Linked DNA regions of Homo sapiens: region 2 is linked to region 1. A link is an interaction called in ENCODE POLR2A ChIA-PET data of the cell type or tissue named here. Cell type or tissue: MCF 10A. All regions are shown on one strand.

Evidence for each region. Peaks named below come from ENCODE experiments on the same cell type or tissue, not always from the same donor. Only the 100,000 strongest peaks of a DNase experiment are listed, where the experiment ranks them.
Region 2: POLR2A ChIA-PET joins it to region 1 with 5 read pairs; 4 of 35 experiments call an interaction of 5 or more read pairs at or near these places.

Annotation. Positions count from the first base shown.
Region 1 is chr15:85,343,641-85,346,140 of GRCh38, forward strand. No RefSeq gene overlaps it. Among named protein-coding and RNA genes, the nearest start is that of MIR7706, 36 kb to the right of the region's middle. In MCF 10A, no CTCF peak of the experiment used is centred here; DNase peaks (open chromatin) are centred at 21, 811 and 1,267.
Region 2 is chr15:85,445,935-85,448,434 of GRCh38, forward strand. All of the region lies in intron 1 of AKAP13 (A-kinase anchoring protein 13), which reads left to right. Among named protein-coding and RNA genes, the nearest start is that of AKAP13, 67 kb to the left of the region's middle. In MCF 10A, no CTCF peak of the experiment used is centred here; no DNase peak of the experiment used is centred here.

The DNA of each region.
Region 1 (2,500 bases):
AAAATGACTAAACGGCTATAAAAATGATATTGTCAAGAAAACTGGGCTGATGAATCACGAGATCATTGACCAAGAAGTATTCACAGAGTTCTTCCTGCTTATATGGGGATGTAGATTTGAATGGACTTCCTGGTTCTGTTGTATTGATGGTAAAAGCACTGAATTCAGGGTCAGAAGACTTGAGTTAAGGTCCCAGACTCACTCTTTATCTGTTGTGTGACTTTGGGCAAAAATTAGTCTTCCTAAACTTCACTTTCCTCATTGGAAAATAGGTTTAATAATACCTATCATTACAATGAGCCATGATTGCACTGCTGCACTCCAGCCTGGGTGACAGAGTGAGACCCTGTCTCTCCAAAAAGAAAAAAAAAAAAAGGCTGGGTGCAGTAACTCACGCCTGTAATCCCAGCACTTTGGGAGGCCAAGGCAGGCAGATCACCTGAGGTCAGGAGTTCAAGACCAGCCTGAGCAACATGGTGAAACCCCATCTCTACTAAAAATTACAAAAATGAGCTGGGCGTGGTGGCTGGTGCCTGTAGTCCCAGCTACTCAGGAGGCTGAGGCAGGAGAATAGCTTGAACCTAGGAGGTGGAGGTTGCAGTGAGCTGAGATCATGCCACTATACTCCAGCCTGGGCAACAGAGCAAGACTTCATCTCAAAAATAATAATAATTAATTAATTAATTTAAAAATAATACTACCTACTACATAGAGTTGTGGTGAGGCCAATACGTTGGTGCAAAGCATGCAAAAGGGCTTCATCAATGGCCAAGGGCTTTACAAATGTAGCAATGGCAATTATACTTGCTTGTGCTAGTAAGTGCCCAGTTATATTCTTGGTGGCCAGTTCTCATCACTCAATGGGTGGCTTTTCTCAGAAGAGACTTTCTATCCACTTTATGTTTACCACCAAATAAGGTACTTTGCCTGGGAACAAACAGTCCTGGAATTTTAGAGACATCTCTGTTTTGAGAGTTTGGCAAGTGACTAAGCTTGGTTCCAGAGAAAATAGCCCTGGAGGGACCTGCCTGGGGAGCAGGTAGGAGAGCTCATGCCTTTCCCATGACTCAACTTGCTCTGACACATTCATCCACAGTAACATGTGGAGAGAGGGTGTGAGCTGCCTCTGCTGGGTGCCTGAGAACCGAGGAGAGTCTCTCTGGAATGACAGACACTTGAAAACCAGCTCTGAAATCCAATAGAATAACCTCGCCAAAGAGTAAGAGCAATTCCTCCCAACCAGGAGCCCTGTGTTGGACCGCTGGGGTGGGTGTGTTAGAGAGAGCAGAGGGCATTGCCTCCAAGTTATTAAAGACCAGACTCTGCATCCTGGATTTAGAAACATGTTTGCTTATCATTATTCATCTGGCTGAATCCCGCCCTACTCCTTTTAGAAAGCCAAAGAAATTGCATAACGGAATGAGGCGATTTCATTTTGGCATTGCCTTTGTCTAGTATGATCATGTTCTTCAGCTAGAAAGTAAGTTATACATTCGTAGAATAATGAGATACTAGAACTTGGAAAGAATGTAGAGAACATCAGTTTGAACCCACGGAAGTTGAGACTCAGAGATGAAGTGATGTGCCCATGGGCAAGTGGTGAGTGGGACCAGAATCCAGGTGTCTTCACTCTCAGCCCAGATCTCCACCCTCTCCTCCTCCCAGACCAGTGAACCTGGAGAATCCAGATGTTTCTCTTTATCAGCTGTGGTCCAGAGAGAGAGGGTGGATCTAGGTCAGAAGTACAATCTCCTAAGCAAACAACCTAGCACTGCTGCAGAGGAAATTTATTTTGAAACCTCCTACCATGACAAGCTGCATGACTACCATCATCTGTCTAAAGGAGGTTTAGGTTGCCATTACACATATTGGAGTTGCATCAAGGATCAAATATGTCCACCCAACCAGTTCTCCTCCTCATCAAGTCTTCCCCAAGCAGGCTGTCTCTTATGTATAATTTCTTCCAAACTATCCCAGAGAGTAAATGAGTGGGTAAGAAACCAAGATTTTGATGACAATAATCCATATCTCCATTAAACTCTCATTTAACATCTGTGGGCCAGGCACACTTCATTTGGTATCTCGTTTAATCCTCACGATAAGCCTCTGAGTTTGATAATAATAACAATTTACAATTGAGGAAACTGAGCTGGGGGTTAAATAACTTTCTCCAGATCACACATTTAGTCTGTGGTAAAGCCGTGCTGAGTCTTTCTGTCTTCAGCGGCATCAGATCCATCATACTGAAAATTAACAAACTTACTTATATATATAAAACTATATATATATTTATTTATATTTTCATTTATGCATAACTTACACACACACATGTCCATTTCTAAGCAATGCCCTGAAAAAGTTACTGTACTTTGCATACTCAAAAAAAAAAAAAGCATACACACACTCCACTGAGTCTTTCCATTAACCTTCCCACCAAAGAGTGCTTCAAATATTCCAATATGCTGAAAGAGTAAAGGTAGAAGATTCTCCACTCTACCAT
Region 2 (2,500 bases), 100 kb after region 1:
CATCACCTCAAGCATTTAACATTTGTGTTGGGAACATTCTAAATCCCCCCCTTTGTTTAAAAATATACACTTTTTTCTATTTATTTTGATTTAGTTGTAGAAGTGCCATGGTTGGTGAGCAACTTGGTATTGCTAGAGTTGTGATGGCAGCAGGAAATAAAGGTATAGATAGTGATTTGGGACTAGGGAGTTTGGCTTTAATGTGAAGAAAGCAAGAAGTCCTTGGAAAGATTTGACCAGAGAATTGACACATACTATATTGAAGTTGTGGGGCAGTTGAACCTTGTGATAACGTGGAAGATAGTTATGCTTAGAGGCAAAGACAACAGCAGGGAATAGGTCCAGGAGTGAGGACAACGACTTGGGCAGCAGGGGTGGATAAGGAGACAGTGTGGAGGTAAACGAAATAGGATTTGTTGGGAGGCAATGTAGGCAGTGAAGGAGAAGGAAATGGTTTTATGAGAGCTTGAGGTGAGACCGTTAATGAGGATAAAGGACAACGAATGAGCATGTAGAAGATGGATTCAGTGCAGAACATCCAAGGGGACTAGGATGTCTAGCAGGCACTTGGCAATTAGGTTATGGAGCTTAGAAAAGACTTTAGGGCTAGAGACTCAAAGTTGAGAGTGGTTTGCCTATAAGCAATAGTTGAAACTGAGAGAATGGGATGGAAAGATATTTGTTGGATGCGAGGACAATCTGGAATTAGCTGGTCTGGCCAAGTAAACATGCCTTTTCGTCTTCCCCGCTTTGCCCAGCCCTTCTTTTTCTTTTTCTTTTTTTTTTTTTTTTTTGAGACAGAGTCTCGCTGTGTTGTCCAGGCTTTCCAGCCCTTCTTAAAGCTCTAGTCCAGGCTCTGATGAAGAGGATTGAATTTAAAATTCATCACACATTGTTAAACATTATATAAATAAATGGTGTGCTCTTAAAGGCAGCATAAATATCTGGGTTTCACCAAGGAAGGAATGGGAAAATGGGTTAAACTTAAAAAAGTGAATGTGTAGTCAGAAAATGACAGAGCTACTGATTTGCTTTTTAAAATAATAAATTTAGGCCGGGTGTGGCGGCTCACACCTGTAATCCCGGCACTTTGGGAGGCCGAGGCCAGGAGATCACAAGGTCAAGAGATTGAGACCATCCTGGCCAACATGATGAAACTCCATCTCTACCAAAAATACAAAAATTAGCTGGGCGTGGTGGTGCGCACCTGTAATCCCAGCTACTTGGGAGGCTGAGGCAGGAGAATCTCTTGAACCGGGGAGGTGGAGGTTGTAGTGAGCTGAGATTGCACCAGTGCATTCCAGCCTGGTGACAGAGTGAGATTCCATCTCAAAATAAATAAATAAATAAATCTGTTATTATTATTATTTTAAAATAAGAGTTCTTCAGCAAAATGGATAGGATATGGACCTGGATTTGATTTTTAACTCCTTTTTTAAAAAAAAATTTTATTTTAGGTTTGGGGATACATGTTAAGGTTTGCTACACAGATAAACACATGTCACGGGTGTTTGTTTTACATATTATTACATCACCCAGGTATTAAGTTCAGTACATAATAGTTATCTTTTCTGCTCCTCTCCCTCCTCCCCCACCCCCAAATAGACCCCAGTGTCTGTTGTTTCCTTCTTTGTGTTAGTAAGTTCTTATCATTTAGCTTCCACTTACAAGTGAGAACATGGCAGTATTTGATTTTCTGTTCTTGTGTTAATTTGCTGAGGATAATAGCCTCCAGCTTCATCCATGTTCCCAGAGAAGACATGATCTCATTCTTTTTAATGGCTATGTAATATTTCAAGATGTATATGTACCACATTTTCTTTATCCAGTCTGTCATTGATGGGCATTTATGTTGATTCCTTGTCTTTGCTGTTGTGAACAGTGCTGCAGTGAGCATTTGTGTGCATGTGTCTTTATGGTAGAATGATTTATAATCCTCTGGGTATATACTCAATAATGGGATTGCTGGGTTGAATGGTAGTTCTGCTTTTAGCTCTTTGAGGAATCGCTATACTGCTTTCCACAATGGTTGAACTAATTTACCAACTCACCAGCAGTGTATAAGGGTTCCTTTTCCCTGCAACCTTGCCAGCATCTGCTGTTTTTTTGACTTTTTAATAATAGCCATTCTGAGTTGTGTGAGTTGATGTCTTATTGTGGTTTTGATTTGCATTTCTCTAATGATCACTGATATTGAGCTTTTTTTTCATATGCTTGTTGGCTACATGTATGTCTTCTTTTGAGAAGTGTATGTTCATGTCATTTGCTCACTTTTTAATAGGGTTGTTTGTTTTTCTTTTGTAATTTAAGTTCCTTGTAGATGCTGGATATTAGACCTTTGTCACATGCATAGTTTGCAAATATTTTCTCCCATTCTGTAGATTGTCTACTCTGTTGACAGTTTGTTTTGCTGTGCAGAAGTTCTTAAGCTTAATTAGATCCCATTTATCAATTTTTCCTTTTTTTCGTGATTGCTTTTGGTGTCTTTGTCATGAAATCT